2 separate regions of the Homo sapiens genome follow, and region 2 is linked to region 1. The links are chromatin loops, found by intact Hi-C in ENCODE. Cell type or tissue: lower leg skin. All regions are shown on one strand. Region 1 has its middle 140 kb from the start of LINC00477. Region 2 has its middle 77 kb from the start of LINC00477.

Evidence for each region. A loop is a pair of places that touch in the nucleus more often than their neighbours do. Peaks named below come from ENCODE experiments on the same cell type or tissue, not always from the same donor. Only the 100,000 strongest peaks of a DNase experiment are listed, where the experiment ranks them.
Region 2: it touches region 1 in a loop (6-fold over the local background); 1 of 110 quality-filtered maps calls a loop at or near these places.

The regions. Positions count from the first base shown.
Region 1 is chr12:24,445,122-24,450,121 of GRCh38, forward strand. It overlaps a transcript of SOX5 not described here. Among named protein-coding and RNA genes, the nearest start is that of LINC00477, 140 kb to the right of the region's middle. In lower leg skin, no CTCF peak of the experiment used is centred here; a DNase peak (open chromatin) is centred at 2,760.
Region 2 is chr12:24,504,749-24,509,748 of GRCh38, forward strand. It overlaps a transcript of SOX5 not described here. Among named protein-coding and RNA genes, the nearest start is that of LINC00477, 77 kb to the right of the region's middle. In lower leg skin, no CTCF peak of the experiment used is centred here; no DNase peak of the experiment used is centred here.

The DNA of each region.
Region 1 (5,000 bases):
CTTACAAGTAAGTTAGTTAAAACAATAAGTCATTTCAAGTTAAACGAGAATTGTCAGTTAGTGATTTTATAGTGACTATAAAGTGCTATATAGCTCATGTAAGCTACATGATGGTCAAATTTGCATGGTATCAGACATGTCTAATGAATGCACACTCCTTAACACGTTAAAACATTATGCTTGTTTGAGAACCTCTCTAATTTTATTAAAATTATGTGACTGTGTATCAGTTGAAAGAGAGCAAAAAAAGGAGGTAAAAGGGAAAGGATAAATTTCATTGTGACAGACTATGAGTTTCATATAGATTCAAAGATAGAGTCTAAAGTGGATTATTAGACAGATGACTTTTGAATACTAAGACCAGGAAATAGAGATAATAAGGAGTCCAGAATAGGTTAAACAGGTAACGCAAGGAATACATAATTTTATTATATCTTAGCTTGGTTAGGATACTGACATAGCACTGATTTTGTTGTGATCAAGACAGAGCTATGGACTGGATAATGGCATAAATAGGCAAGATCATGAAATGTGTAACAGTCATATTCATAGAGAGCTGCTATCTTAATTGATATTAGTTTGTAAGAAAAATTTTGGTGCCTGCAAGCTCTGCCTTCAACTCTCACAGTTTAGGATTCCACAGTGTCTGACCTGGTGATGTGCAATGGAATGAGACATACAGGGAGGGCTTGGACATTGGACATATTTACAGGATAGAAGCAAGTATTGATGGGAACAGGGTTAGCTTTATTCTCTCTCTATGGAGGAAATTTACTATGACAGACAGAACATATAATCTGAAGGATAATTGTACTATACAATCCTGTAAAAGACAATAGCATGAAATAACCAAGGTATAACGACACAAGGGCCAACACATTATGGAAACCTCAGAGATAAGTGCTACTCAGAAGAAATCATGAGGCCTTTTGCAACCAGCATTTAACAAATATTTATTGCAATCTCCTATGTGCTAGTAACTGCTTTAGGCACTGAAGACACAGCTATGAACAAGAGAGATAAGACCCTACCTACATATATTCTAATGGTGAGAGCAGGCAGATAACAAATGACTAATAAATTATTAAGAAAAATAATCATCCCATGATGATGATTGCTATAAAGAAAACAAAACATGGTAATATGACAGGGAGAGACTGAGACTACCCTAGATTGGGTGGCAAAAAAATGCCTCCTGACAAGCTGTTATTTGAGCTAAGATCAGAAACACCAAGGAAAATTCAGCCATTTGAAGGTAAGAAGGAAGAATATTCCCAGCAGAGAGGCCCAATGTTTGAAAGGCCCCATGTGGACAAGTTTAGTATTTGTAAGGAACAGAAAAAATCAGCATATGGCTAAAATACACTGAGGGAGGGATGCAAATCTTAAGAGATGAGATCAGAGAGATGAGCAAGAACTGGGCCATAGAAGCTTCATGCACCAACATGGGGAAGAGTGACATGACTGATTTGTTTAGAAAAATCATTCTGGCTACTGTTCAGAGGACTGACTCTATAGTGCAAGTGGGGGTGATTAGAATGGAATTTCAGAAACCAGGTAAGAGGTCATTGCCACAGAGCAGGCAAGAGGTGATAGTAATGGGAGAGTCTAAGAAGCCGAAATGTAATAAGGATAAACATAATATATGTTTTATATCAACAATTCCCCCCAAAAAACAATAGCACACTATAAGATGGGAGATTCATGAGTGAGCAGCAGCACAGAGTGAAAAAACACAGAGGGAAACAAAATAATGGAGGTATATCAGTGGGACGCAGAAGCCAACCTGAAGGAGCTCCCAATGGCCAAAGCTGAAACAATTTGGGCAACAAAATAAATAGCATACTCTTGTATCATAATCCAAGGATCAAACAAATATCCATGAGTCCATATTGATAGAAATTAGTGATTGAATTGATCATAACTGGGAGAGAAGAGACTAATCTCCACTACACAATTCCAAACAATTCTTGTAAATACTCCCCAGTCAAGAAGGTGGAGTTTAACTCCCCTCCTCTTGAGCAGGGGCTGCTCTTCCAACGAGAACAAACAGTATGGAAAGGGAGAACAGAGTAACTTTACACTAGAGAAACCTTGGCCAGGTGAAAAAGGTTAGTGTCATCAGCAATAAGCCATGTTGACAGCGTGTGCCCTTGGTATGATGTGATGAAAACGGCACTTCAGCTTTGTGACCTTCCTCTCCCAACCCCACAAGCCCCATCCATCCATGAGGAAAACATCAGACAAGCACAGACTGAGGGACATTCTAAAAATACCTGACTGTCAAGGTCACGAAAAACAAGGAAAATCTGAGAAACTGTCACAATCCAGAGGAAGCTAATGAGACATGACAACTAAAAGTAATACAGTAGCTTGGATGGGACTCTGGAACAGAAAAATGACACTACGGAAAAAAAACTAAAGACATCTAAATAAAGTAGAGTTGACTTAGTAGCATTGTACCAATGTTTGTGCATTTGTTGTGCCAAACAAACTATAACAACATAATATGTTAACAACAATGATAGCTGGATACAGGGTAAATAGTAACTGTCTATACTATCTTCGCAACTTTTCTATAAAACTATTGTAAAATCAAAGATTTTATGAAAAAATAAAAAGCAGAGAGGTCTTGTATTGCTTCCCATCAACAGAAGTATGGGCAAATGGGAGCCACAGCCACCTCTACTCAGTCTCATTGGAGCACGCCCACAACACTGTGGGAAACCCAAGGTGCCATGCTTGGAGAGGGATGCGGACAAATTGTTCTTAAGTGTGGCCGGGCGTGGTGGCTCACTCCTGTATTTCCAGCACTTTGGGTGGCCAAGGCGGGTAGATCATCTGAGGTCATGAGTTCGAGACCAGCCTGAACAACATGGTGAAACCCTATCTCTACTAAAAACACAAAAATTAGCTGGGCATTGGTGGCATGTGCCTGTAGTCCCAGCTACTTGGGAGGCTAAGACAGGAGAATTGCTTGAACCCGAGGGGCAGAGGTTGCACTCCAGCATGGGCTGGGTGACAGAATGAGACTCTGTCTCAAAAACAAACAAAAACAAAACAAGTGCAAGGCAACTGAAAGACATGTCATATGAGATGCAACTAAAAGTACTAGGTATATTTAACCTAAAAATCCTGAAAGGCACAATAACCATCTCACAGTAAATGAGAGATTCTTATAAGGAGTGAGGATTGGATTTTCTAAATCTCAAATTGTAGCATCGGGTGAAAATGGAGAGAAAAACTACTGCTGAAAAAAATATCCATTCACAAAAAGGAAGAACTTATTATAAACCTGGAATTGCTCACCTTGGAAGGCAACAATAAGCCCTGGCAATACCGAGCATTCAGGCCTCTCCAGGAAAGATATTACCCACGGTGTTGTAGAGGAGACAAGTATTTGAACTACAGGGGACTTCTTGGTATTAAATACTAAAATTTAATGCTTTCCTGATGCTTTACCACCACTTAATAAATAAGAGGAAACTAGTTGTGTCCTTAATTCCTGTTGCACTATGGTATTTCTATACCTTATTCACTTTTAAGTTTTCACTATTAACAGATACTTTTGCTTGCTTATCTTTTTGAGGTGCATTTTAACTGTGGGTAGACCTTTTTAACTACGTTATTGGAATAATGTGGAGTAATATACCCCTATATTATTATCTCCAGCCCAGACCTCACTCCTGATTTCAAGATTCACCAATCCAATTGCTGCTTTGACCTCTCCACATGAAGGTCTAACAGGCATTTCCATCTTAATGTGTCCAAAACAAACCTCCTGACATTCCATCCAAACCTGCACCTCCCTCAGTCTTCCTCATCTCAGGAAATGCCACCAGCCTGTACCTAATTTCCTCCCCGCTACACCCCGCTTCCATTTCATTAGCACATCCTAGGTTTAATTAATTCTCTACTTCTCTCCATCACAACTACCACCCCAAGTCCAAACTAGAACTTCCTACACTATTACAATCACTTCCTAACTGGATCCTCTACTCTCTTTCCTGTAATTTATCATTCACAAAGCAATCAGAGGGAAGACTACACAGTCTACAACCTCCTTACCCCTTCTTACAAACCTCCAACAGCTCACCAGCACACTTACAAAAAAAATTCTAATTCCTTACTCTGTGTTCTCGCTCTTATCAACTCTCCAAACTCTTCTTACTATTTTCCTCCTTGCCAATGCTCCAACCACATTAGTCTTCTCTCTGTTCCTCCATAACCTCAAGTTTGTTTCTCCCTTGAGGATACTGAACTAACTGTTCTCTCTGCCTAATATGTTCTCCCCATGATCTTCAAAATATCTAGGTCCTTATTATTTTACACTGGCCATTAAGGCACTCTTCATCACATCAGCCTGTTTTAACTCTCTGCAGAGCAGTTACCGCTCGTTGACATTTTCATGTCGCTTTGTGTTGCTTTTGTCTGTGAGTTTTCTGAGAACAGGAACCTTGTGCAGCTTATTTACAGCTGTAGCATCAGACCCAAAACAGGGCCTGGAAGATAATAGTAGTAAATATTTTTTCAAGAAATTAGTGAATTTAATATATGTGAAGATGACATCCTGTTATCTGACTTAAAATCTTCTAGATCTTTTCTAACTTTTGAAGTAATAAGAACCATCTTCTAAAATATAATTAACAGTAAGTGAACACATGGTAACCATCAAATCACACTCATCCACCAGTCTTTTCCCACATTGCCCAAATTGACTCTTGTGCCCCTCAGTCCTTTGTGTATGTTTATGCCACTCCTGTGACTGAAATCCTCTCCTGAAGTGTTCCCTAGCCCCCACACATTATCTATGAAAGTATTATCATCCATGAAAATTACTACCTATCTTTAAGACCAAATCCTAAGACTACCTTTCTTTTGACACACTCTCTGTAAAATGAGTATGCGCAACCACAATATTTGTCTCCTTAATGACAACACTAATCTCAATGAGGAAGCTGGGTATTATTATAAATAGGAATTTCCCAAAATTTGTTCCT
Region 2 (5,000 bases), 60 kb after region 1:
AACAAAACATTATTTCCTTTGAGTTCACATCTGTCTTGATGAGTGGATTAAGGACCTAGCACACTGATCCTAAAGCTAATCTAAGCAAGGTGCACTTACAATATTCCCAACCACCCTGGCTACTCTCACTTTTTTTGTTTTTTCATGCCGCATTGAAGATGAGATGCAGGTGAGGAAAAAAAATACCATATCTATGTAAAGTATCACTACTCAATCCTGGGGTTTGCAATTTTGCATGAAGAGGAAGCAACAACAGATAAAAAGAGACTAAAACACCAGATTCTTTCTGGGAGATTTTTGGGTTGACTTGTAGCATCAGTAAAAACAGGTTTAAGATCTGACCATGTTATAAACCTATGCCTACATCTGGAAAAGGCCAGGCAGCCCTATTGTGCCTAATTTTCTTGTTTCATTTTTTTCTTTTAAGATTCAGAAATAATGGCTCAATCTGCTAAATTAGATCAACATCTGTGTAAAATCAGTATTGGGCTCAACAGAACTTGACTGAAAGCTTATAATGTGGAAAACCTTGAGTTGTATCTGGAACAAAGAAGAACTCACAGAAACAAAAGGGAAAGTGACATGGGAGCTTGTTGGAGAAAACGATCAATGTAAGAGAAGAGATGTGATGGAAATTAAAAACAAGAATAAGGTGGTGGTTTCTTGAGATGTTACTGAATTATGTAACAATTGAAAAAAAATAAGAGCCAGTATGTGTTATGCTTTTCATACGGAACTTCTTTTGAATATGTCCATATTTAGCCATAAGATAGATAAACATAATCATCTGAACTTTGTAAACACACCCAGAGAAAACACAGGTGCTCTGATAACAAGAAACTATTCACAGTAACTCACCACTGTTGCACAGCTAACTTCACCTACATCTGAGGCAATCAACCAGCCAAGTGGATCAAAAAGCAATTTTTTTAATTTTATGGGCAATTATTACATAACTTCTGAAACCCATACGCACTATGAGTCCATCAATTTGTATGTAAATCACTCTCCTAACAGCATATGTCATGCTTCCTTGCTTAGGAGTTTACCACTCCCACGCCTGGAAGGCCAAGGCTTGGTATGTGTGTGTGTGTGTGTGTGTGTGCGTGTGTGTGTGTGTGTGTGCGCATCACTGCAGGAGATGAGTCTAGTGCAACCCCAACCACGGCTTCTGAGAGTTTCCCTACTGTGAACACCTCGCATTATGAATATTTATAGGATTTAAGATTTTTTAGTCTAATGTAACTCCAGACAATATTTGCCTTGTAAATGGACTTTAAAACTTTTCCTCATGATATACTATTAATAACAGCAATAATAACATGACCACACCCCCTATGTGTGACCAAAAAATATTAATAGGATAGTAGCATCTTTTTGTAATCTTTTTTATCACTTCACAACAAAACATCAAAATCTTTACATGACAATAGTTACATTTTTAAAAAATATTATTTTTAATGTCTCCATATTATCCCACTGCTTGGAATACCATAATTTAGCAATGTCCCCTTTTAAAACATTTTCCACTTTTAACTATTACAAATACATGAAGCAAGCAAATCTGGCTGACAATTAACTAGAGATTAAAAAGAAAAAAATAAATTTTGAAACATTCGAAAATGAACACAAATGTTCCAAGAGGCACATAAATTTACAAAAAAAAAAAAAGAGAGAGAGAGATGCAATAATGATTACAAGAAAAGTCTTGTTTGGGGTAGTTTGTGTTTTACTGAATTGCCTTCAGTAGCATTGCTTTAGGTCCAATCATGCACAGTGAAATGAATTTACAGTTAAAAATTAATATTTTCAATACAACGTGAGACTGATGGTAGGGGTGAATATAGAATTTCATGCAAGGGGAGAGTGGCTATAGTTTGGCTCTGCAGGATTAACAATGGCATCCTACTGATAAAATCTGCTGATCAGAGCCTTGAAGAATCTATTAAAATTTAGACAGATAATCAAAAAGAAAGAACTAGCATTTTCCCCCTCCCTTTCCAATGCAACCTGTATTTCATGGTATCCAAATGGTCTTTTTTTTTTTTTTTTTTTTTTGGAGACGGGAGTCTCGCTCTGTCGCCCAGGCTGGAGTGCAGTGGCGCGATCTCGGCTCACTGTAAGCTCCGCCTCCCGGGTTCACACCATTCTCCTGCCTCAGCCTCCCAAGTAGCTGGGACTACAGGCGCCCGCCACTGCACCCGGCTAATTTTTTGTATTTTTAGTAGAGACGGGGTTTCACCTTGTTAGCCAGGATGGTCTCGATTTCCTGACCTCGTGATCCGCCCGCCTCGGCCTCCCAAAGTGCTGGGATTACAGGCATCAGCCACCGCGCCCGGCCCATGGTATCCAAATGGTCTTAATGAATGAAATAAAATTCTTCTTTACAACCCTTAATGAAATAATTGATTTAGGCAATAATCATCAATGGATTAAACCATTGGTTCCTCAACAATTGATGGTGACTCTGATGAGGGACAAATGAGGCTGTCACCACTTGAACCCACTGATCAATGTTAACATCCTAAAAATTAGGTATATAAGTAGATAATTAGGTAGGTAGATGGATGGATAGACTATGGAACCTGAATTTAATCAAACCTCGAAAGCTAATTTATAGTTCTAGGATAGAGATACTAGATAGAGAAACAAGTTAAATGACACCACAAGGAGACAAATACAGATTATGGAACACTCTATATGACAACTGACCTACTTTCTGCAACAAGTAAATGACATTAATAAAAGAGGAGAACTGTCCTCAAAGAAGAATTATAGATTTAACAAAGTTTAATATGTGGTACTTATTTGGAACATTATTTTAAAAATCTAACTGTAAAAAAGACTTTTTTGCAACAACTTAGAAATTTTCATTATGTGCAGGGAATTAGATAATCTCAGGGAATTACTGTCAATTTCATTAGGCTTTAAATAACATTGTTATGTACGAAAATGTCCATATTTTTGAAGACACCTATGGAAAGAGGGGTGAAATTGTATGGTATCTTGAATTTGCTTTAAAATACTACAGCAAAAGAAAAAATTAAAGGAGAGGATGATAAATGAAACAGTATGTCAAAATCTAACATTGAATATAATAATTGTTTATACCTTTCCATCTCCTTCTGTAAATATTTGAAAATTTCCATAATTTTTTTTTTAGTTTTACCAAGTTATACAGGAGAGCCAGCCATGAGTTGAGATGCTATGTACCAGGCAGAGAAAATGGCATCAGTGAAAACACTGACCCAAGGCAAAGTATGATGTCATCGGAGTGCAGCCTGAGGGTGGGTGGAAGGCAAGGTTGCACAAGGGAGGGCCAGGTTGCAGCAGCCTCAAGTTCCATGCTAAGGAGCTTGGACTTTACCCTGTAGGATATGGGAAACTAAGCAAGGGTTTTAAGCAGAGACTGATGGGGTTAGATTTACACATGCGTCTAGACCATCACTCTAGCAGCCCTGTGCAGAGTGGGTTTCAGGAAGACAGTGGAAAGGGGAGCAAACCTGGAGAAAAGAAGCTCAGTGAGAAGCCTACTGAAAAAACTGCAGACAAAGAACAATAAAGGAGTAAAAGAGAACAGGAATAAGGTAGGGGGCCAGGAATTAGTCACTGGAAGGGAAAGAAAGAATAAGAATCAAAGCTGGCTTTGAACTTTCTGATGGACTGGTTGACTTTGACACTGAGATACAGAACTCAAGAGGAAAGGCAAACTTGGACATAAAAGGGGTTGGGGGTAAAGAAAATGGATAAAGTCCATGTTAAGCATGTCAGGTTTGAGATTTCCGTGAGACATCCAAGTGGGATGTGCATCTGCAGCCCAGGGCATCAGTCACAACAGAGCTATAGACTGAAGAATCCTCAGAATATATGCAGCAGCTGAAACCCCAAGAATGGATGGAATCATTCACGCTGTGGTCCAGGGCTGTGTCTATCATTATCTGGCACCTAGCATGGTGTGGGGCTATAATAATCACTAAATAAATGTTGAGATTGTCCAAAGAGAAGGTGAAGAGGGCAAAGAACAGTGGGCTAAGGGCAGACCTCTGGAGGCTCAGTGTTAAGGAGTGAAAACATAAAGAGGTCCCCTGAAGGAAATAAATAATAAAGCTCAGACTAAAAGGAGAACAGGGACCATGCAGCCACAGAAACAGAAAGAACAGAGAATTTCAAGAAAGAATGAGGTGTCAACAGTGTCAAATACAGGGAATGAGGAAAAGAAAGTTCGGAAATTGCCCATTCATTGGCCAAAATTGAGGCACCTGATGATCTTAGCCTTTACACCAAATCTCAGAGGCAAATGACCTACTTTGCTCATCCTAAAAATAAAGATAAGTAGCAGCGTGATGGCCAGTCAGTAGACAATGCCACTATTTGTGTGACCATGAGCATGTCATTTAACCTTTCTATTCTTTCCTTATTTTTAAAATGAAGCCTATGAACTATATTATCTGTAAGGTTACATTCAATTCTAAAATTCTACAAAAGCAAATCCTTTGGTTTAAAGTGTTCCGAAGATAGTAAGAGCCAAGTGCCCACTTTGAGACCCATTACATTTTATGCTGGACTTCTGCTATACTCACTCTCTTTGCTTCATCTTTTTCTCTCCTACCTTTTTTTCCTCCATAGTAGTCTCCCAGTTGCTTTAGGGGTGAAAGTGATGAAGCTTCTATGAACATAAAAATGACCATGGCATTAAAGGCAAAAAAACCAAAGTGACAGATGAAGAGATATGTCAGCCTCTGAATTTATTTGTGCCAGTATTTCACAAATAAATAAGATATACTAATAAAGGAGTTTCTAAAATTTTGGGGGGGAATAAAAAGCAATTAATAGCAATAGCCAAAATGCCATTGACCCAATAAATAGTCATGAAAGCATAGAGAACTGAACCTCCTAAGCCATGGGAAATTAGATGGATGTGTTTATGCAGAATGCCCCGGCCTCTCATTAGCAAGCTATAAAAAGGCCTTCACTTGTATTTGTGTTGCTCTTCTATATGG